Linked DNA regions of Homo sapiens: region 1 is linked to region 2. A link is a loop called in an ENCODE intact Hi-C map of the cell type or tissue named here. Cell type or tissue: B cell. All regions are shown on one strand. Links, peaks and the distances in the headings refer to the core of each region. The heading gives the core; the rest is flanking DNA.

What was found. Hi-C counts contacts between places; a loop is a spot of excess contacts. Peaks named below come from ENCODE experiments on the same cell type or tissue, not always from the same donor. Only the 100,000 strongest peaks of a DNase experiment are listed, where the experiment ranks them.
Region 1: it touches region 2 in a loop (34-fold over the local background); 5 of 110 quality-filtered maps call a loop at or near these places.

The regions. Positions count from the first base shown.
Region 1 is chr10:23,152,635-23,165,053 of GRCh38, forward strand. No RefSeq gene overlaps it. Among named protein-coding and RNA genes, the nearest start is that of PTF1A, 33 kb to the right of the region's middle. RefSeq lists an enhancer at 4,651-4,840. In B cell, for the core only: CTCF peaks have their summits at 5,903 (motif pointing right) and 6,103; DNase peaks (open chromatin) are centred at 5,567 and 5,937; H3K27me3 peaks cover 871 bases.
Region 2 is chr10:23,309,162-23,321,580 of GRCh38, forward strand. C10orf67 (chromosome 10 open reading frame 67) reads right to left here. Exons shown (of 16, transcript NM_001371909.1): 4 at 11,580-11,654. Among named protein-coding and RNA genes, the nearest start is that of C10orf67-AS1, 29 kb to the right of the region's middle. In B cell, for the core only: CTCF peaks have their summits at 5,815 (motif pointing right) and 6,014; a DNase peak (open chromatin) is centred at 5,820; H3K27me3 peaks cover 310 bases.

The sequences.
Region 1 (12,419 bases), core at 1,884-9,883, 160 kb before region 2:
CTATATATATCATATATAGATATATCTATATATGATAGATATGACATGATTGTATATCTAGAAAACCCCATCGTCTCAGCCCAAAATCTCCTTAAGCTGATAAGCAACTTCAGCAAAGTCTCAGGATACAAAATCAATGTGCAAAAATCACAAGCATTCCTATACACCAACAACAGACAAACAGAGAGCCAAATCATGAGTGAACTCCCATTCACAATTGCTTCAAAGAGAATAAAATACCTAGGAATCCAACTTACAAGGGATGTGAAGGACCTCTTCAAGGAGAACTACAAACCGCTGCTCAAGGAAATAAAAGAGGATACAAACAAATGGAAGAACATTCCATGCTCATGGGTAGGAAGAATCAATATCGTGAAAATGGCCATACTGCCCAAGGTAATTTACAGATTCAATGCCATCTCCATCAAGCTACCAATGCCTTTCTTCACAGAATTGGAAAAAACTACTTTAAAGTTCATATGGAACCAAAAAAGAGCCCGCATCGCCAAGTCAATCCTAAGCCAAAAGAACAAAGCTGGAGGCATCACACTACCTGACTTCAAACTATACTACAAGGCTACAGTAACCAAAACAGCATGGTACTGGTACCAAAACAGAGATATAGATCAATGGAACAGAACAGAGCCCTCAGAAATAACACCGCATATCTACAACTATCTGATCTTTGACAAACCTGAGAAAAACAAGCAATGGGGAAAGGATTCCCTATTTAACAAATGGTGCTGGGAAAACTGGCTAGCCATATGTAGAAAGCTGAAACTGGATCCCTTCCTTACACCTTATATAAAAATCAATTCAAGATGGATTAAAGACTTAAACGTTAGGCCTAAAACCATAAAAACCCTAGAAGAAAACCTAGGCATTACCATTCAGGACATAGGCATGGGCAAGGACTTCATGTCTAAAACACCAAAAGCAATGGCAACCAAAGCCAAAATTGACAAATGGGATCTAACTAAACTAAAGAGCTTCTGCACGCAAAAGAAACTACCATCAGAGTGAACAGGCAACCTACAAAATGGGAGAAAATTTTCGCAACCTACTCATCTGACAAAGGGCTAATATCCATAATCTACAAAGAACTCAAACAAATTTACAAGAAAAAAACAAACAACCCCATCAAAAAGTGGGCGAAGGACATGAACAGACACTTCTCAAAAGAAGACATTTATGCAGCCAAAAAACACATGAAAAAATGCTCACCATCACTGGCCATCAGAGAAATGCAAATCAAAACCACAATGAGATACCATCTCACACCAGTTAGAATGGCAATCATTAAAAAGTCAGGAAACAACAAGTGCTGGAGAGGATGTGGAGAAATAGGAACACTTTTACACTGTTGGTGGGACTGTAAACTAGTTCAACCATTGTGGAAGTCAGTGTGGCGATTCCTCAGGGATCTAGAACTAGAAATACCATTTGACCCAGCCATCCCATTACTGGGTATATACCCAAAGGACTATAAATCATGCTGCTATAAAGACACATGCACACGTATGTTTATTGCGGCATTATTCACAATAGCAAAGACTTGGAACCAACCCAAATGTCCAACAATGATAGACTGGATTAAGAAAATGTGGCACATATACACCATGGAATACTATGCAGCCATAAAAAATGATGAGTTCATGTCCTTTGTAGGGACATGGATGAAATTGGAAATCATCATTCTCAGTAAACTATCGCAAGAACAAAAAACCAAACACCGCATATTCTCACTCATAGGTGGGAATTGAACAATGAGATCACATGGACACAGGAAGGTGAACATCACACTCTGGGGACTGTTGTGGGGTGGGGGGAGGGGGGAGGGATAGCATTGGGAGATATACCTAATGCTAGATGACAAGTTAGTGGGTGCAGCACACCAGCATGGCACATGTATACGTATGTAACTAACCTGCACAATGTGCACATGTACCCTAAAACTTAAAGTATAATAATAAAAAAATAAAAAAATAAATAAGATATTATATATAATATATGATAGATATTATATATAATATATGATAGATATTATATATAATATGATATATGATAGATATTATATATAATATGATATATGATAGATATTATATATATGATATATGATAGATATTATATATAATATGATATATGATAGATATTATATATAATATGATATATATAATAGATATTTTATATACTTTTTTTTTTACTTAAAATATCTCCCTCACCCCCTTCTTTTCTCTTAGGGCCCTTCCCTCTGTTGGATTTGAGATCAACTTCACAGTTCAGAGTTGATCGCTAAAAATACATTAAAAGGGCAAACAGCTGAATATGTCTAAGTTTTTGATAATTTTTTAAAACAGTCCCATTAAAGGTTGCATTGGAGAGAAAAGAAGCAGTAGAGGGGGAAAGACTGAAGGTTGAGGAAAGATGGGAGTGGGTGGGCCAGAGTCGGGCTTGGGGAGGCTGAAGCCGGGGTCAGGGACTGGCCTTGGAGAGGAACAGAGGTTTATTCTCCTGAGCTGGGAGGGAAGGAACGAGGTGAGGATGTGGAACTGATGAATGTGTTGGCAAGGAGGTAGGAAGTTAAGCCAAGTAACTCAATCGCCTCAAGTTTCACCGTGTTGAGGTTGAGGCAGATTCTTGAGAAGCAGTGAAAGCAGGTCTGTTCTGTAGCTGATGGAAGGAAAGAGGACAGGGGTTCCAGAGGCGTGCAAACGGCTTTGTTCATTACAACAGAAGTTCCTATTACAAATCTCACCCTAGCCAGGCACGGTGACTCATGCCTGTAATTGCAGCACTTTGGGAGGGCAAAGCAAGTAGATTGTTTGAGCCCTTGAATTCGAGACCAGCCTGAGCAATGTGTTGAAACCCCATCTCTACAAAAAATACACAGAATTTGCTGGGTGTGGTGGTGCGCACCTGTAGACCCAGCTACTTGGGAGGCTGAGAGATGGGAGGATTGCTTGAGCTCAGGAGATTGAGGCTGCAGTGAGCTATAATCACACCACTGCACTCCAGCCTGGGTGACAGAGAGAGACCCTGTCTCACAAAAACAAACAAACAAAAAATCTCACCCTCACAGTCCCATAAATTACAGGCGTGTGTGGAAATTGGCATGACCACCTTGGGGAAGTATTAGGGTTGCCACAAATCCTTTTTTCCTTCTCCTATTTGGAATTAGGCAGAGTCTAATTCTCATTCCTGTGAATCTGAGCTGGCCTAGGTGACTTGTGTGACAAGCAGAACGTGGCGGAGGTGACGCTGCAAGCCTTCTGAGGCTCGGTCAGCAGCAGCCTTGTGGCTTCCCCCTCCATCTTCTTGAACACTTGCTCCAGGGGGAGCCAGCTATGCTGTAAGGTGCCCCACCATCCTGAGATGGCCACGCTGGAGAGGCTTCATGGAGGACGATCTCGGCAGTTCCAGCTGAGCCCAGCCTCACAGCTGTCCCCGCTGAGGCACCAGGTGTGTGGGTGAAGCCATCTGGTACCCTCCAGATCACTTGATAGCCAAATACTTAAATGATCTTAGTCTGAGCCAAGGGGAGAGAGGAACTGCTCAGCTGAGCCTGCCTGAATTTGTAGCCCACAGAATAGATGTAATAAAATGGTGGTGGTTTTAAACCACAGAATGTTGGGGTGATTTGTTAGGTAGCAATAGACCACCAGAACAAGTACCAGCCACCAAAGCTGAATGTACCCAGATCCTAGGACCTATGCATCCTACTTCTGGATAAATATCTCACAAATATTTGTCTCTATGTGCACCAAGACACAACAAGAAAGGTCATAGCAGCGTCATATTCATAACGGCACCAAACTGGAATCAATGTAAAAAAAAAAACCAAGATGAGAACGATCCATCTGCTGGGCTAGACTGCATGGAACAGGAAAGTCGCAGAGGGTAGGAACGAGAGAAATCTGGAGGGGCCTTTGTGACCTAATTAGGAGCATTCCCAATCACTCGGCTGTGCGGTGCTGATGATGACGCCCACCTTCACCACTTCCTCCACCCACACTGCACGTGTGAGCCGGCCCTTCTCCAGAGCCAACCCCATTTTCCTCCTATGTATTTGTTCTGGTCAATACAAGCTTACAGCGTGCCAGGCACTGTGCCTGTTGAAAAGAAAGAGAGAGAGGATGGAAGGAAGGAAAGAAGAAGGAAAAGGAGGGAAGGAGAAGGGAGGAAAGAAAGGAAAGGAGAAGGAAAGAAAGGAAGGGAGAAGGAAAGAAAGGAAAGGAGAAGGAAAGAGAGGGAGGGAAGAAAGGGAGAAGGAGCGGGAGGCAGGAAGGAAGGAATTAAGGAAGACAGGAAGGAAGGAAATAAGGAAGACAGGAAGGAAGGAAATAAGGAAGACAGGAAGGAAGAGAGGAAGGGAGGGAGGATGGAAGGAAGAGAAAAAACAAAAAGAGAGGAAAGGAGGAAAAGAGGGAGGAAGAAAAATAGAAAGGAAGCAGGGAGGGATGAGGGGAGAGAAAGAAAGGGAAAGAAACCAACTAGCTATTAAAATATCTTTCATTTAGGAATCACAGGCCTGTGAACAATTCAATACAGCAAAACAGCAGTGCTGTGCAGGTCTGCGCACTTCTTTTGTGTGGATCAAAGGATTTTGCCTTTAATGCACAACCTGTCTTCTCTACCAGACTAGAAAGGAAACTCCTTACCACTAGGGACTTTTTACTGATCTTAACTTCCTGCAGTGTCCAGCACAAGGCCTTGTGCATGATAGGTACTTTCAAAACATTTTTAAAAATGGAAGAACTACATTAAACGTGAGCGACCAACTCTCAGGTGGTTGGGTTTGCGAGGTCACCCACGAGATGACCTTGAGCTGATGCGAATGGTCCATCTTGCTGCAATCAGCAGAACTCAGCCTCTGAACGCCCTCACTGCACCGCCACACTAAGCACACTAGAGTCAAGGACTATGGGCAGCCAAGTGCGTCCAAAAACAAATGCCCCTGCCTGACGGCCCATGACTCTGTCATCATAATGAGCGGTGAGCTCCAGGCACCGGATGGTCCCGTGTAATTAATTATGCAGCGTCGTAAAAAGGCAGGCAGGAAATGTCCTCTGGTCAACCGGGGAGGGCAGAGTCCTGGGGGCTGAAGAGGGTCCCGCAGGTGGAAATAAGCACCCAGGAGCTTTGGGGGATCTTGCTACACTTGCTTCTGTTGTCCAGGGGGTGGGCTCCCTAGACACCTGAGAGGCACAGCATTCTTGTGTCAGGACAGGGCTGAGCTGCAAAGCCCCTGTCGCCTCCCACAGCAAGGGCAGGTAAACCTCAGTGATCCATACCCCACCGACCAGCTGTAGTTTAGAAATTTCACACACACGCGCGCGCACACACACACAGAGTTGGAATGCAAAGTATGCATTAACTTAATGTGGTTTTAAAATTATTAAATATCCCTTATCAACCAACTAGAAATGTGCAACTAATATTAGCGGTGGGAGGAGGGTTCTCGAATTCTAAACGGTAGATTCTGTTTGAGGTGTCTAAACTAAGACAAAAAATTTCACATGTGTGACTCATCCAAACCATTAGAGGGCGACCTTCACCTTTACAAGTCTTTTGAGCAATTGTGGGGGGTGGTGGGGGAAGGCAAGATCCTGACATGTATTGAATGGACTTTGTGTTGTAGACTAAGGCACTATGGAAGAAAAATGGTAGCTACCAAAATTAATATACAAATATTGCTAAAATGCCATATCTATTTTGCATAGAGTGGAACTGAATCAATTGTATCTCTTGAATTTTGCTTTAGCTCTGCCTAAATTGACCTAAAGTCCTCAGTCAATTCCTTCATCCTTGGAATTTAGCCAAGGATTTGTGTTAACAGACTGTTTCGTTGCATTTTTCTATTTTCCAAATAAGTGAGTTGATGCGCGACAGGATTGTTTATGAGGGGGGGATGAGTTCTGCAAGAGCCCACCAGAGGGAGCCAAATGACTGCTTTAGAACCCTTCATTCACTGCTGCTTTGCTTTTCCTCTTTGGGAAGCTGCTTAATCAAACCCATTGAACACCCTTCCCTCCCCTCCCACCACCCGAGACACTTAAAAAATTAGAAGTAATCCTAGCACCAGAAATGCACATTCCGTATTTTCTTAGCCCACAGACTATGAACAAACAAATAATACTGCTGTGGCGAGGTATTTTAACAGTGTGAAAATTGCCCACTTAATAGGGAATAGAATAATTAAAGAGATCTTGGCTTAGGAAAAAAAGTGAAACGGCGGACACACAGTGAGAAAAAAATCCGGTCAAGTACAGTGACCTGCCAGGGGATGGGAGAGAATTCGAGAACCAATTAGGATTCTAAACAACTTACCCAACTGAACAGATCACTTTTCTCCTATTTTCAACGAACATTTCAAGCATCTGCTTTCAAAGGAGCCTTGACAGTGACTGTTTCTTCTTTCATTTTTTATTTTTATTTATTTATTTATTTATTTTTTTGAGACGGAGTCTGGCTCTGTCGCCCAGGCTGGAGTGCAGTGGCGCGATCTCGGCTCACTGCAAGCTCCGCCTCCCGGGTTCACGCCATTCTCCTGCCTCAGCCTCCCGAGTAGCTGGGACTGCGAGTAGCTGGGACCACGAGTAGCTGGGACCACAGGCGCCTGCCAACACGCCCGGCTAATTTTTTTGTATTTTTAGTAGAGACGGGGTTTCACCATGTTAGCCAGGCTGGTCTCGATCTCCTGACCTTGTGATTCGCCCACCTCGGCCTCCCAAAGTGCTGGGATTACAGGCGTGAGACACTGCGCCCGACTGTTTCTTCTTATGCTGTGATGGGGGTTAGCTCTGCTAGGAAGTTTCTAGACGAACACATCCTCCCTGGTTCTGTGCTGCTTCAGACCTATGAGACCCTCTGTTCAGATCAACAGCATTTGCCCACTGGCATTTGCCATTATTGGCATTCTGAAGGCCAGGATCTGCTGGGAAAATGGTGTATCTGAATTTCAGCCACGTTCTTAAAATATCCATCCTTGGCTGGGCGCCGTGGCTCAAGCCTGTATTCCCAGCACTTTTGCAGGCTGAGGCCAGGAGTTCGAGACCAGCCTGACCAACATGGTGAAACCCTGTCTCTACTGAAGATACAAAAATTAGCTGGGCGTGGTGGTGCGTGCCTGTAATCCCAGTTACTCGGGAGGTAACTGGGATTGAGGTGGGAGAATCGCTTGAACCTGGGAGGTGGAGGTTGCAGTGAGCCGAGATCGTGCCACTGCACTACAGCCTGGGTGACAGAGTGAGACCCTGTCTCAAAAAAAAAAAAAAAAAGAAAAAAAATCCAACCTCTTTCTTGACACTCTTACCTTTCTACCCACAACCTGAGGGGCTAATACATCTTTCCTCTTATGTGGCACACACTTTGTAATATATTATAGCTCCAATTCAATTCCATAGTTATTTTTAATCTGACTTTCCTATTAAACTGTCAGTTCCTTGAGAAAAGAATTTTGTCTTAATACTCTCCCTAGCCCCAGAACCAAGCAGGATGCAATGCACACACTAGGAGTAATTCAATGTTATGGATAAATGATATCTTTATGAACAAGGTGTAAAATAATAAATAAGAACTAAGAGACAGCAGGTATTTACATGGTGCCAGTCTCGGTCTAAGCACTAGATGTGTTCACTCATTTCATCTGCAGAAATGCGCTGTGAAACAGGGGATAGGCACTACAAGTGTCTACATTTTTAAATTGGCAAAACTAAGGTGATGGATGAGGAGGATTAAGTAACTTGCCCAGGGACACGAGTAGTAGAAGCTGAGACTGGGGTTTGAACCCCAGGAGCCTGATGCCAGAGCCTATGCACACAACCGTAAGACCATAAAGAGCCACACCAGAGAATGGAGACAGGATGGTTATGCAGGTCACAACCTGCTTAATGACTATACTCAAAGTGTGCTGATTAATTCACAACCAATAAAATCTTGACTAGAGTAACATGTTACTTCCCTCAATGTGTTAGGTAGGGCAAAAAGCTGAGCTACTGGAACAAGAGAACACCCCTTCCAAATATAATGGCTTAAAGACCAAAAAGCACGCGTTTTTCACTCAAGTAATAGTCTGGGGTGTGTGTTCTGTGTCAGTGAGCAGCTCTGCTCCGTGTGGTCATCCAGGGACTTGAGATCTTCCATCGTGGAGCTCTGCCATCCCTGAGGGCCTTTTCTCTGTGTGGCTGGGGCTGGGCCATACTGTGTCCAGGCTGCACCCAGCAGGAAGGCAAAAGAGACATGGGGAAGGCACACTCACTGTCTTGACGCCTCATCTTTGGGGAGAACTTAGTCATGTAGCCACATTTAACTGCTGGGAAATGAGGTCTTGCTGACTGGAATATTATTTGGCAAAAAAGGAGGAATCAAGTACTGATACATCCACAGTGTGGGTGAACCTAGAAAACATTAAGCTAGTGAAAGAAGCCAGTCACATAGGACCACACACTGCATGATTCTCATTATATGAAATGTCGAGAGGAGGCAAATCTACAGAGCTGGAAAGTAGATTAGTGATTGTCAGGAGCTGGGGGGATGAGGAGATTGGGGGTGACAGCCAAGGTGTGGGGTTTCTTTTGAGGGTAATAAAAATGTTCTAAACATGATTGTGGTGATGGATATAATATATTGCGAATCTACTAAATATACAAAGTCATTAAATTTACACTTCAACTAGGTGATTTGTATGATGTGCTAATTACACCTCAATATAGCTGTTGAAAAGTCATCATCAGCTAGAACAACAGGCTCAAATCAACCCGATGAAATGTATCATAGCTCCAGGGAAGAGCCAGCGGTGTCAGCGAAACTCCATTTCACAAGAGCAGGATGGGAGAGACATGGCTGAGCAGACCCCAGTGAGCTGCAGAAGGATTTTGGCATGTCATAAGCTCAGGGCAAGCTGCTGAAAGAGTTAAAGTCACTGAATTCAAGATTGTTCTCTCGCAGTTTAACTTCCAGGGGCTGTCAGGAGCTTTAGAGAGTCAATAAAGCTCCAAACTCACTATTAGGAAAAATAAACATGAAAAATTGACATCTTAACGCAGTGACTGCCAAGGATTCAGTGTCAGAAGAGTCCAGCTGGCCTCAGATTTTTTGACTCAGGGCTTCTGCTCTCAGGCCTGGCTGTGACTTTTTTTTTTTTTTTTTGAGACTGAGTGAGACTCTGTCACCCAGGCTGGAGCGCAGTGGCACGATCTTGGTTCACTGCAACCTCTGCCTCCCAGGTTCAAGCGATTCTCGTGCCTCAGATTCCCAAGTAGCTGGGATTACAGGCATGTACCACAACGCCTGGCTAATTTTTGTATTTTTAGTAGAAACAGAGTTTCACCATGTTGGCCAGGCTGGTCTCAAACTCCTGACCTCAGGTGATCCACCTGCCTTGGCCTCCTAAAGTGCTGAGATTACAGGTGTGAGCCACCATGCCCTGTCCCCTGGCTGTGACTTCAGCCCCTGGAGTGTGCCCATCAGGGACAGTGGAGATTAGAGTGAGAAATTTCTTTAGTTTGGGGCTTTTGGGGTTAGAAGCGTGGGGCAGGGTAGGTATGTCTTGGTGACAAATGGCCAGGGTTCCCGAGGACACACCAACAAAAAAAGAAAATGAGGCTGGGGGGAGCCAGAAATCAAGCCTCAAGAGAAGGAAATCAAAATTGCAGCAGATACAGTATCTCTAAACACCTCCCAATCATGCTTCCTTATCTCTGGCTTTCAACACCTCCTAAAACGTCAGTTTTACCTTCTGCCATTTGCACTCCATCCCTTACCAAAAATAACCTGAGGAGGACAGAATGGAAAATGTGACGTATAATTATTGCTCCGACTAGGTTTAGATTTTACCTTTGAGCTACCTGACAGAAAGACAATGGGATTATTTAAATAATTCTCATTTTCAGAAAGAAGAAAACATACCAAATTCTTAAGATATAAAAGATCTACTGACACAGCAGCTAAACAAAATTTTGACATGAATTTATGTTTTAAAGGATAAAATCTAGAAATGGAAAAGCATTTTTGATAAAGCATGGCTTTATGATTCATATGTATTGCTCGGAAGTTTCTGGTGCTTTGATTAGTTCTACCAGAGAGCTACATATATTGGAAATCAATGTAAACAACTTAATTTTCCTATAATTCAGCCAACCCCACCCCTGCATCCAGCAATTATTTATGTCCCTGGTAGGTTGTAGCACTGAGGTGACCGAAGGAAGGTATATTAGAGGATGAGAATGGTACTTGCCTTCAAGAAACCTAGTTGACAAGTCGAGTTTGAGACCAGCCTAGGCAACACAGGGAAACCCTGTCTCTACAAAAAATTAAATTAAAAAAAAATGGCAGGGCATGGTGGCACATGCACCTGTGGTCCCAGCTACTTGGGAGGCTAAAGTGGGAGGGTCACTTGAGCTCAGGAGTTTGAGACTACAGTGAGCTATGATCACACCACTGCACTTCAGCATGGGTGACAGAGGGAGACCCTATCCAAAAAAAAAAAAAAAAGAGAAAAGGAAAGAAAGAAAGAGAGAGGAAGGAAGGAAGGAAGGGAGGGAGGGAGGGAGGGAAGGAAGGAAAGGGAAAGAAACTTAGCTGGGAGGCAAAACACATGAAATAATTTGAAATGGGAAATGGCAGAAACTGAACTACTGCTGTGGGTAGCAGTTAGTCACCTTAGCTTAGTAGTGGAGGATTCCAGGAGAGATCAATAAGAACCACAATTGTAAATAAAGACCCAGAACAAAGGTCTGGAGAGCCCATCTCAAGAATTTGGACCAATCTCCTTCATAAAGAGGGCATGAGGCTCCCACTCACCCAAGAAAGGCTGGTCCTGTGCCAACAAGGCCAGAGAGCTGAAACAGCCAAGCCACAGGCCTCATTACAGGACAGCCGTCCCCCACAACAGATGCAGCCCCACCCAAACAAGAGAGTTTGGGGACAAAGGAGAGCTAAATCTCCTGGCCATCCCCGATCCCCCAGCCCCATTTCAGCATCACTGGGGCCTCAAAGGGGCCAGGTGGCATTGGGGGCAATTCTGCCATCAGCCCCTGGGAACTGGCATTTTTAATCTGCTCAATTAGGAATGTAAGGACATCTCACTTCCATTTGCCAGGCTGGCAGGGAGGGTGTGCCGACAGCCAAATGCGCTTAGTGTTGCTGAGCAAAAGTGGAGGAAATTCAACAGAAATGCAACCTCCGGCCGGGCTCGGCAGCTCACACCTGTAATCCCAGCACTTTGGGAGGTGAAGGTGGGCAGATCACCGAGGTCAGGAGTTCAAGATCAGCCTGGCCAACATGGTGAAACCCCATCTCTACTAAAAATACAAAAAATTAGCTGGGTGTGAAGGCAGGTGCCTGTAATCCCAGCTACTTAGGAGGCTGAGGAAGGAGAATCTCTTGAACCTGGGAGGTAGAGGTTGCAATGAGCTGAGATCACACCACTGCACTCCAGCCTGGGTGACAGAGTGAGACTCCATCTCAAAAAAAAAGAGAAAAGCAACCTCCTTCAGAAAGAGAGCCATTGGCTGACAAAACACCCAGAGGCGCCCAGCTCTCCTTTCCAGCCCTCCATGTTTGACCATGACTGCAGGACTGTGACGGTCAAGGGTGTCTCTCTTTTCCTCACTTCGAAATCAGGATAATAATAGACAGTGATTGCTTTTGCAAAGATTAAGGCAATGCCTGTAATGTGCTCAGGCCCGATACCTGTATAGAGAAGGCACAAGTTTAGCTGCTAGGACACGGCTGATTTCTAGCATTTTCGTTCTTCCTTCTGGCGTTTTTAGTCCCTCCACTCCTGGAGGCCACATTCAGACTAGGTCTCTCCTGGGATGCAAGGAGAGAAGGTTCAAATACACTACCGTGAAGAATCGCTCTGCATATCAGTGTCTCAGCAACAAGTCAAGCTGTTGCCTGAAAATGTCTGGAAGTTCATGGAACTTTTTCATGAAACCCAAGGGTGTGGCTTCTGGGATTGCAATGTGCAGCGGCATCATTTACAGGGCTCGCTCACCTTCTTTTGCTCTGTGCCTCACCAGGAAGAAGTGGGGTTGTGGGGGAAGCTGTTTTTATACCCTGGAGGCTCAATCTGTCCTCCCCTACTTCCACTCCTGGCCTTCTCTTTCTTTTGCAGCTCACAGCACATGAATTAACCATCCCGTTACCCAAGGTCTGTGCCAGGGAGAATAATGGCCCCCAAATATGGTCACGCTCAAATCTCTGGAACATGTGACTATGCTAGGTGACAAGGCGCAGGGAGATTAAGGTTGCAGATGGAATTCAGGTTGCTAGTTAGCTGCCTTTAAAATAGATTATTCTGGGTGATCCTGGGGGCGCTAAGAAATCACAGCATTCTTAAAAGAGGAAAAGGGAGGAAGAAGGAGATGTGAGTGGGGGAGAGATAGTCCAGGGATGCAGTATTACCGGGATTTGAA
Region 2 (12,419 bases), core at 1,996-9,995:
AGAAAATGTAATATATTAATATATATATCATGGAATACTATGCAGCCATTAAAAAGAATGAAATCATGTCCTTTGCAGTAACATGAATGGAGCTGGAGGCATTATCCTAAGCAAATTAATGCAGGAACAGAAAACTAAATACCACATGTTCTCACTTCTAAGTGGGAGCTAAACAACGGGTACACATGAACATAAGGACGAAAATAATGGACACTGGGGACTCCAAAAGGGAAAAAGGTGGCAGGGAGACTAGGGTTGAAATATTACCTATTGAATACAATGTTCAATATTGGGGGATGGATATACTAGAAGCCCAATCCTTACCATTATGCAATATACCCATGTAACAAGCATGCACATATACCCTCTGAATCTAAAACAGAAGTTTTTAAGCCAGCAAAACAAAGATTGCATGACAGCGCAGAAACCAATGCACTAAAAATTATGAGAAAGTGATGCAGGCTGTTTAGGGAATGATGTTCTGACTGGTGCCAAGTCATCTTCATCAGAGCATGTCACGGAAGTGCCCTGGGAAACTCATTTAAAATCTCACCCAGGTACCACACTGAGAGGTGCTTGAGCCAGCCTGCCTTCTGGATGGGCTCGGCCACTCTGGACTTCAGGACAGGGAGGGCCACAATTCTTTGGAAGAACAAAAAAGTTTTACTTTTACATGCTTCCTAACCTTGTTTTATTAGTGCAGACTCAAAGATTCCTCTTTCAGTCGGTCCTCAAACTTCAGCTGAAGCAATTGTTTGAAGAACCCAAAATCCACCTGGAGGGATTTACCTTTGGCTTTTCAAAAAATGGTTGTAAGGTCCAAATACAATGAATTCATTTTTCTTCATCTCCTGGAATGTTTCTGATGTTTCACTAGTGTTTATGGAATGAGCTGGACTCTGTGGGAGATAGCAGAAAGCAGTGTGATTTTCCCACACTGCCCCTGCAAATCTAGTTTCTAGTCTCATAGTTCTCACCTTTTAGGACTTTCAGGAAGACACCATGGCTTTATTTTTTTAACTTAGTAACAACTTTAACCTTAGACAATGACAACAAAATAAAAGGAAGAAAGAAAATGGGAAGAAAGCAAAAACCAAAACCAAAACAAAAAATTCTAGTCTAGCCAACTCTCACCCATTAATGCTTCTGTCCTCCCACCACTCTGGCCCCCCTTAGATTTGGCAGTCTGCAGTGGAGGAGAAGGGTTGAGCCTCTCTTTCTTTTATTTCTGCAATTTGAGATTCTCCAACTATCTGGTGCAGAGGAGAGGGAGAAACGTTAAGGGAACAGAAACAAGTGTCAATTGACAGTAACCTGCTGCCTTTGGTTCCCAGGAGGGTCCATGCTGGCCTGGCATCCTGCAATGCCCTTCACAAGAGCAGTGCCTCACTGGCTTCTGTCCTAGGACCTGCCCTTCTGCTGGCATCCTGTCACCTCTCCAGATGGTCCTTGTCAGCAGGCTTCTGCCCCATCACCCCTCCTGCTCTTCTGTGAAATTTTTCTGGCAAGTCCCATACCAGTCCTCACATTCCTCAGACCCAGGAATGCTTGTCAAGCTCTCCAAGAGGTCTAAAACTCCACTCTTGCTTGGCTCAAAGGAGAAATACTCTCTTTCTCTCTCCCATTTACAGGTCAGCACTCCATGTTGCCTGCTTTCCCCAAAATGGTCCTCTTGACCAGCTTTGTCCATTTCCAAATTCAAGATCTCTCTTATATTTCCTGGAGATGGATGATGGGCTAGTACTGGCCAATTAAGCTGCTCCACCAAGTCCTGGAATGTCCTTCAAAGAACATCCTGCTGGCATCTATTTTTTTTTTCTTTTTAGATAGGGTCTTGCTCTGTCACCCAGGCTGGAGTACAGTGGCATGATCGTTGCTCACTGCAGCTTCTAACTTCTGGGCTGAAGCCATCCTCCTGTCTTGGCTTCCCAAGGCACTGGAATTACAGGCATGAACCACCACACCCAGCCACACCTCACTTTTGAGCAGTATTTTGTTATTTACTTTTGGGGCTTTGGATGAAACTGAAACCCAAGAGTCCCATTTTAACATCCCATCTTAGGGTGGCTTACTAAAAAATGTATTACCCTTTAGTTTAAATCCCAGCCTAATCATGTGACCACTTGTCCTTCATCGAGAGGTTCTTTCTGACAACTGTCAAGTTGACAGGAGCAACAGACATCCAGGCCTGAGGGCCTGAGTATGACAAAGTTCAATCAGGCTGCACAATTCACTTATCAAACACAGGAGTTTGAAATTCCAGCTTGGGGCCGGGCACGGTGGCTCATGCCTGTAATCCCAGCACTTTGGGAGGCCGAGGTGGGTGGATCACCTGAGGTCCGGAGTTCGAGACCAGCCTGACCAACATGGAGAAACCCCGTCTCTACTAAAAATACAAAATTAGCCAGGTGTGGTGTCACATGCCTGTAATCCCAGCTACTCTGGAGGCTGAGGCAGGAGAATGGCTTGAACCCGGGAGGCAGAGGTTGCTGTGAGCTGAGATCATGCCATTGCACTCCAGCCTGGGCAACAAGAGCGAAACTCCATCTCAAAGAAAAAAAAAAAGAAATTCTAGCTTGGGTTCAGTAACAACATCAAAATAGTTACTGCCTGCTGTTCAAGGAAAGTGTTTTTGGAATTTCAATTGTCTCATTAACTTTCTAAAATAAAATTTCTATATTTTGGTGCCATCATTCTCATTAAGGTCCCGGTGTTAGTTTGCAACATTTAAACTAGGGAATAATTACTCTGTGAACATTTAGATTGACTAGGACAATACTGGATGGGAAGCAAGTCAATTGCTTACTTCAAAGGCGATATATCAACCTTTTTAGATAATGAAGGTTTTTATAATAGAGATATTAACTTTTATCATTTAGTTAAGATGGTGTCAGTATTAACTTTCTTCACTCTAAAGTTAATAAGTATTATACTTACTAATTAATACATGTTATACTCCTTAATTAATATGCATTTACTCCCAGTTAAAGTATTAATATGCATTGGTAGGGAGATATTTTAGTACTTCCGTAAGACAAACTTTTTCCTGAAATAAATAAATGCATTAGTTATTCACTTATTTACTTATAACAGTGAGCTCATGGATTCCTATTTTACTCAAATGGTTACAATTCATAATTATCATTATTTATTTTGATGCATGGATTTTCCCAGATTGGCCAAGTGGAATGAAGGAAGCCCCTACCAGCTGACTCCTGTGTTCTGACATGCCTTCATAATTTTTTGAGCATTTCCTTGCTTCAGTTACGACAAATATTGCAGGTCCTTCTTCCATTTTCCCTGTCCCTGCCCTGGAGTTGGCTACTCCTCCAAAAAGCCCTGGTTTCTTTTAGTGTAGAATATCATTTAAATCTAAAAGCTGAACTCTAGGTGTACTCATTGCTATAGGAGTGTCACTGCCTCTAGGCGCTCTCCATAGACAGAACTAGGATATACATAAATGTATCTACACACTTATATATACACATTCACATACATCTATATAGTTGCATATATGTATCTGTGATGATTAATTTTATGCATCAACTTGGCTAGGCCATGGTACTCTTTTTCAAACGTTAAATGTTGCTGGTATTTTTAGATGAGATAAATATTTAAATAGGTAGCTCTGAGTAAGGCAGATTACCCTTCATACTTCCATCATGTAGATGGAGCTCATCCAATAGGTTGAAGGCCTTCTCAGAAAAAGACTGAGATTCTCTGAGGAAGAAGAAATTCTCCTAGAGGACTGCGTTCGGACTCAAGCTATAACATCAAGTCTTTCCTGGGTCTCCAGCCTGCTGGTCTGCCTTGCAAATTTCAAACTTGCCAGCCCCCATAATTACATGAACCAATTCCTCAAAATCTCTTTTATCACCTCCCCACCCTCTCTTCTCTTTCCCTGTTTTCTCCCCATCTCCCCCAAATATTCATTGTCCTTCAGGGCTCAGCATAGGAATCACCTTTTCCTAAAAGTCTTCCTTAACTATTCACCCAAATTGACAGAGAGTTATGCACCCACTGGGTACAAACCTCCAATGTGGACTGTAATTGCTAAGTTTATTATCTCTCTTGACCACTGGATTATCCACAATGAGTACAAGGACTGGCTCTGGGCCTGTGCTGGAAAATCAGACAATGGGTGGATGAAATGAATCAAAACGTGAGTGAAAGAACAGTTAAAGACCTCGACATTATGGATTGCCTTTATTCTAGGAAATTTCCACTAGGAATTCATGATCTATTTCCAGTACCATGGTGTAGGTCGAGATATCTTGACACTCTTCTTGATCATATTCAACCCTTTATTCAATAAAATTTGTCAAAAACCTATTACATGCCACGCAGTCTGCTGGGAGAAGAATACAAAGATGAGTAAGACTCGGTCCCTGCTCTGCAGGAAGAGTCTAGTGGACAGATCAATATGTACTGGGTAAATGTGATACAATTCACTGTAGCTATTATACAGCAGAGAAAGAGCAAGAAGGGACATTATGTGAAAATTCCAGGGAGGTGGTTAATAACTTGAGGAGAGCTGAGGGAAGCAGGCGACGGCCCAGTATTGTGGGAGGGTAAAGTTTTAGCTAAGAAGTGGAAACAGATAAAAGTGAAGACATAAAAGGACCTTCTAAGCCATGCTAAGGCACTTAAACTTCATCCTAAAGGCATGGAGGAAACACTGAAGGATTTAAACAGGGCAGGATATGGTCAGACTTGTGTTTTGAACGACCACCCAGATGACTGGGCAGACGATGGACTTAATGAAGACCAAAAGGGATAAGAAGGCACCAGCCACAGGCCAGGTGAGCAACGCTGACTATCGAAACTAGTTCAGAGGCAAACAAGACGTGGATTTAGGAGGTAAAAAAACTGGCAGGATGGTCAGGCATGGTGGCTCACGCCTATAATCTCAGCGATTTGGGAGGCTGAGATGGGACGGTTGCTTGAGCCCGGGAGGCAGAGGTTGCAGTGAGCAGAGACGGTGCCACTGCACTCCAGCCTGGGAGACAGAGCAAGACTCTGTTTCAAAAACAACAACAACAACGAATACCCAAACAACCAAACAACAACAAAAAACTGGTAGGATTCAATGGCTTACTAAATATGAAAGATGAATTTGTTATCTAGTGCTGCATAAAAGTTTTACCCCAAATGTAGTGGCTTAAAACACACACGTTTGGCCAGGCACGGTGCCTCACACCTATAATCCCAGCACCTTGGGAGGCTGAGGTGGTAGGATCACTTGAGGCCAGGAGTTTGAGACCAGCCTGGGCAACATAGTGAGACTCGTCTCTAATGAAAAAGAAAAAAAATTAAGTTAAAACACACACACACACACACACACACACACACACACACACACACACAAACTTATTATCTCACAGTTTCTGTTGGTCAGGAATTCAGGTAGGTCCTCTGTTCAGGGTCTCCCAAGGCTGCAATTAAGGTGGTGTCCAGGGCTTTGGTCTCATCTGAAGCACAACTGTGAAAGGATCTGCTTCCAAGCTCACTCAGTTTGTAGAAAAATCCACTTTTTTTTCAGCTATAGGACTAGAGGCTTCAGTTTCTTGCTGTCAGCCAGAGGCTATACTCAATTCTTTGCCACGTGGGTTTCCCCAACATAGCCTCTCACATAGCCAACAGAGAGACTCTAGCAAGACAGATACTACCCTTTTATGTAACATAATTACATACAACTCTTTATCTTTGCTGTATTCGATTGACCAGAAGCAAAAGTTAAATAAATTTAGAAACTTGTTCATAGCTGAAAAAAAAAGTACAGGTACTTGTGACCTTAACTGGTCTCCAGAGGGCAGCAGAGAGTCATTTATACTTGTCAATCTACAAAAAGTGTATATAGCACTTCGTTTTATTTTCAACTTTCCTCTGTTCTTCCTTATGACTAAGCCTTAACAAACTGGGCGGCCAGGATCTGGAAGGCTGTCTGAGGTCATGGATCAAAGTGATGCCAACAAGCCAAAGCAAAGATTCCAATAATGACTTTAATTTAATTTAATATAAACAATTTTTTCTTAAGTCAACTAACCACAATTAAGCATATTTAACCAACACATATTTATGAAAAACTGATGAATACGAAGAATTTAATCATTTCATAGCTTTCTACTCCTAGAAGTATAAAGCATATGGACAAAGAGTAATATTCATTATTCAGCTATATTTTTGAACATTTGATATACATTAGAAATAGATCAATGTCCCAGAAATTGTAGAAGACACAAAGAACTATAAGAGCATGTGTTTTTTGTTTTTTGTTTGTTTGTTTGTTTGTTTTGAGACAGGGTCTTGCTCTATCACCCAGGCTGGAGTGCAGTGGCATGATCATGGCTCACTGCAGCCTTAACTTCCTGGGCTCAAGTGATACTCCCACCTCGGCCTTCCAAGTAGCTAGGACCCTAGGCGCATGTCCCCATGCCCAGCTGATCTTTTTGTATGTTTTGTAGAGGCAGGGTCTCACTATGTTGCCCAGGCTGGTCTCAAACTCCTGAGCCCAAGTGATCTGCCTGCCTCGGCCCCCCACAGTGCTAGGATTATAGGCATGAGCCTGGCCAAAAGCATGTTTTTAAAAACCACGAAATTCTGACTTACTCTCTCATTATAAACAAGAATAATACCGGATAAGATAGATTAAATGCATCTTTTTTTTTTCTTTTAGAGACAGGGTCATGCTCCGTCACTCAGGCTGGAGTATAGCAGCACAATCATGGCTCACTGTAACGTCAGACTCCTGGGTTCAAGCAGTCCTCCCACCTCAGCCTCCTCAGTAGGTAGGACTACAAGCATGTGCCACCATGCTGTCACAGGATCCTTGGGGTGTTGCTTTGCCAGCCAGAAACCTCTGTGGTCAGTGGCACTTTTGCCTGAGTTTTGCCCAGGCCTGCTGTGCTCATTCCACCCGCTTGGCCGGGCAGGCTGTGCTCGGCTCATACTACCAGCCTGGATCCCATGCCTGCCAAGGGCAAGCCAGATGCAGAGTGACAAGGGGTGCATGAGTGAGTGCAGGGTCCAGCCACTACACACAGCTAGGCATGCCAGCTGCAGCAGGGCAGGCAGCACCAGGTGCTGACAAAGGTGCCAGCTCCCTGCAAGGCTGCAGCTGGACCAGGTATACCACAAGTGGCTTCCACTGCTGGCATAGGGGAACACAGTGGCACCTGGAAGCTTGGAGACACCAGGAACTGCAGAGCCCCAAAGAGGGTGTCACAACACTGGCTCAGGGAGCTCCTAGGTCTGGGCGCCCCCAAGGGCTGCAGCTCTTCTCTCCGTCTTGTTGCCTGCAGTGTGGTGAGCGAGGGGTGTGTTTCAGCCCTGTTTTTATTACAGCTTTTTTAGTCCCACCATTTGGTGGGTCCCAAGTTCTCGTCCCACACGCAGGAAGAATGAGATATGCAGACAACTGGAGGGTGAGTAAGGCAAAGAGGTGCTTTATTGAGCAACAGTACAGCTTGCAGGAGATCTGAAGTGGGTAGCTCCTTTCTGCAAGCAGGTCATCCCAGCATCTGCTCAGCTCCCAGCTAAGAGAAGACCCACAGTGGGTAGCTCCTTTCTGCAGGCAGGTCATCCTGATATCTGTTCAGCTCTTAGCTGAGAGAAGACCCCACAGCGAATAACTCCTCTCTGCAGGCAGGTCATCCCCACTTCTGCCAGAGTCTGGCTGAGTCTAGGGTTTTTATGGGCTTCAGAGGGGAGGAAGCTCATGCTGATTGGTCAATGGGCAGCCATAGGTGGGCCTGAAAAAAGCACCATAAGTTCTCACTCCAGTCTGTGGAACTGGCAGCCTGGCCCCCAGGCTTCAGGCCACCCCTGGGTTGAAGGTGGAGCTTCACCAGCGACACATCCCTTTCCACTCGGGAGCCTGTCGCTTCCTGCTGCTGTTCATGGTGCCCAGGCTGTTCATGCCAAGGGACACCTGCAGGCCTGTGCTGTGCCACCCTCAGTGCCCCCTTGGCCTCCCTCCCATGCTTGTTGGCACCCAAACTCTGGAGGGGGCCAAGGCAGCAGAGGGCTGGTGTGTCAGCACCATCCCAAGCACACACACACCTGGCTGGGTCATAACAGCGCCTGGGCTTGGCCACAACTTTGCTTCAAAATCAGAGTGGGTGCCAGGAGTGAGGAGAGGCCAGGCAGCAGGAGTAGGCACTTCCGAGCCTGTGGGAGCAGGGGGGCTTCCTAGGCCCCCAAGAGCACAGGGATGCCTGGGTCTGCAGCCATGGCTGGGCAGCTGCAGCTGCCTCTAGGAGCGTGGAGCTCCCCCATCACCAACTCAGAAGGTGAGCACCACTCCTGCTTGTTCCTGGCTCCTGCCAGCTTAGTAGAGTGTACAGCCCTGGCCATATCTCCCCTGCTGCAGCCGGCATCTTTGCAGCAGCTGCTCCAGACAGGCCACTGCTGAAATGATTACATGGTTTATGGATGAAAAATGAAGTGACAAAAAATATTTATTCTCAGTTGCATAACTGTTTACATAGAAAGCCCCAAAGAGTCTATAGAAAACTTATTAAAATAAACACAAGAATTTAGCAAGATTTTTGGTTACAAAATCAATATATATAAAACTGCTACAGATAATGCTCATTTTCCCTCCTTCCCTCTTTCTCTTTCTTCCTTCCGTCTTCTTCCATTAAATATTAATTAGGCCAGCACAGTGGCTCATGGTTGTAATCTTAGCACTCTGGAATGCTAAGGCAGGAGGATTACTTGAGGACAGGAGTTCAAGACCAGCCTGGATAACATAGCAAGATCCCATGTCATATATATATATATATTTAAATTAACTGGGTGTGCTGGTACATGCCTGTAGTCCCAGCTACTCAGGAGGCTGAGGCCAGAGGATCACTTGAGTCCAGAAGTTTAAGGCTACAGTGAGCTATGAGCACACCCTACATTCCAGCCTGGGAGACAGTGAGATCCCTGTCTCTAAAAAAAAAAAAAAAAAAAAAAAGACCCAAAAATAAAAAGCAAAACAAAGAAAAAAAAAAAACAAATTCAATGAGTCGGGAATTAGTAGAAGCACAGCAGGGATGGCCTATCTCTCCTCTGTAAGACCTGTGACCTCACATAAAAAGAGTCTACATGGCTGGCAGCTGGAGTCATCTGGACGCTTCTCCACTCATATTTTTGACTCCTGGGCTGGGGTGACTCAAAGGCTGGGCTCAGATGAGCCTGGAGACCCAGTAGTACCTACATGTAGATCTTCCATATGGCATGGGCTTTTGTCAGCATGGTAGCTCAATTCAGGGAGGGACAATGTAGAGGGGAAACATTCAGAGTGAATAAGGATGAACTTGCAAGACTTCTTTTGACGTTAACTTAAAAGTCACGCAGCTTCACTTCCTCCACATTCTGTGTTTATCAGCAAGTCACTAAGGGCAGCCCTGATTCAAGGGAGGGGAATCAGATTCCACCTCTTGATGGGAGAGAAACATTGCACAAGAGCAGGTAAGTGGGAGACAGTGTCACAGATGCCTTTGGAAACACAGTTTGGCACAGAGTCACAGAGATCGTTAGCAGAGCAATCTGTCCTGGGATGTTTTCAGCTGCAAGTAACTGAAAAGCCAACTAACAGTGGCTTAGACACTGAGGGGTTGTTATCTCATGAATAAGAGGCCAGAGGCAGGGCAAGTCCAGGGTTACTTTCATGGCTCCATGACATTACCAAGGACCCCTCTGCTTCTTATCTTTCCACCTTGCTACCTTCAGCACATCCAGAGTATCTCAATGTTTGGTTTCACAGTGGCTGCAGCAAATCCAAGCATCAGAAGGAGACATAAAATGTCAAGCAAAGAAAAAGAAAGGGTCTTCCATGAGAACCCTTTTTTTTCTTTCCAATTTTTGTTTTAGGTTCAGAGGGTACATGTACAGGTTTATTACATGGGTAAATTGCACGTCACAGGGTTTGGTGTACAGATTATTTCATCATGCAGGTAATAAGCATAGTACTCAATAGGTAGTTTTTTGATCTTCACCCTCCTCCCACCCTCCACCCTCAAGTAGGCCCCTGTGTCTATTGTTCCCTTCTTTGTGTCCATATGTTCTCAATGTTTAGCTCCCACTCATAAGTAAGAACATGCAGTATTTGGTTTTCTGTTCCAATATTAATTTGTTTAGAATAGTGGCCTCCAGCTCCATCCATGTTGCTGCAAAGGATGTGATTTTATTATTTTTTATGGCTGTGTAATATTCCATGGTGTATATGTACCACATTTTTTTTTATCCAGTCCACCGTTGATGGGCATCTAGGTTAATTTCATGTCTTTGCTATTGTGAGCAGTGCTGCAATGAACACACACATGCAGGTGTCTTTATGGTAGAATGATTTATCTTTCTTTGGATATATAACCAGCAAAGGGATTGCTTGGTCAAACGGTAGTTCTGTTTTAATTTCTTTGAGAAATCTTCAGACTGCTTTCCACAGTGGCTGAACTAATTTACATTCCCATCAGCAGTGTATAAGCAAGTGTTCCCTTTTCTCTGCAACCTCACCAGCATCTGTTATTTTTTTGACTTTTTAATAATAACCATTCTGACCAGTGTGAAGTGATATCTTCAGGAGTCCCTTTTACTGAGAAAGAACAACCTCCTCCAAAATCTCACAGCCAACTCACCTTCAGGTCTCATTGGTTAGGGACCTGACTTTGCCTATGTCTGTGCTATAGCTGAAAAGGGAGCTGGAAGAGGAAGAATCTAGCACTTTGGCTTCTATAGTTGGAAGTGCCCCTGTCAGTAAAAAGCAGTGGGGAGAATGTGCAGTGGAGAGAATGACATTTGAGTAGGCGTCACCACTGTCTGCCACAGGTACAGGTGACCATTCATGCATTTAGCAATCAGCAGCTGGTTGTTAATTACGTACCAGTCACAGCGCTAAAGGCAGAACCACAGCAGAGAGTAACACACAGGAGATCCTTAAGGTTGACAGTCTGGCATGGAACGGAGATACTTCACAAGCAATTACATAATTAAATACAGATGTGTTGAGTGCTATGATAAGAAACTTGTAAACAGTGCCCAAAAAGAAGTATGCAAAAAATTTATTTATGGAAGTATATTGAAATGCGAAGTGAGAATATAGTTATAAATGCTAAACAAAGCACAGAGTCTTTGCTGAGTCTAAGAAAACCACTAAAGGCAGGAATTTTCCCATTGTGAAGGAAAATGAAGCATGTGTCTGGCAGATAGAAATGTCCCTGTCATTAGAAAAGTTAATCCACCAAGGGTCAGAGACCATTCACTGGAATTTACTACAGATTCTCTGAACTCTCTCTTAGGACCATCTGACCTTAGTCTATTCAGCTATGGCCTCACCAAATAAACTTTGGATTACTTTGGTACATGCCCAGGTGTCCTGAATACCAGATTAGAATTTTCCAGTTTCTGGAAAGCATTATAATGTGAGCATAAACAGTCCTAGGCCTGATCCCTCTAAGGTGACCTGAAAATCGAGGAAACAGGCCTTCAGAGCTGGAAACACAGACTGGGAAGCCAAGGTGATCCCCACTCCTTGCACACAGCAGCTGAAGCTAGCCTTGCCCACAACTACGGCACCAGAAACAGAAACTCACCTGGTACATTCCTTTGATAACAGCTATGGCATCAGCTAACTGCTGATTGAAGGATTTTCTCATCTTATCCTCATTCTGCAAACAAAAATAAATGCAATAAGCACCATAATGTATTTCCAAATATGACCCACACCTACTAGGGAGGGACTCATAGTAAAAAAACATCATCTGAATCATCACAATCTATTGAAAACTTCAGTTCATAATCATTTCTCCCACCCTGCAGCCGTTATGACACATTTTATTTTTACTTATACTCAACCAAAAGCAATAGAGAGATCATATAGATAAAATATATACAGATAATTTGAACACTTCATTTCATTTTTCACTTGAGTAAAGTCTTTCAGTGCCTTCCTAGAATTGCTTTTAAAAGTAGTAAAGTCTATTTGTGATGCCTATCTTCTTCTAGTCCTTGTACTTTTTGAATGGAATATGCTCATGAAAAGAAATCTATACAGCTAGTCTGCAAACTAGAGTTATTTTCCGATTAATCAAATGATTTGATTAGATCTGTTTAGATTAACAATAGAAGAGAGTGCATTAAAAATAATACCCATGATTCTCATATCAATTCTGATTTCAGCATGGAGTATAAACAAGAAATAGGCTTTATACTTTTCTAAAAAAAATTTGTTTTTTAATTTATTTTGTAGAGATGGGGTATTGCTTTGTTGCCCAGGCTGATCTCGAACTCCTGGGCTCAGACTATCCTCCTGTTTCAACCTCTCAAAGTGCTGGGATTATAGGCCTGAGCCATCGCCTCCCAGCCTCAAATAGGCTTTAGAGTCAGATGGTATTGAATTTAAATATCATTGCTCCCTTTAACTATCTGTCTGA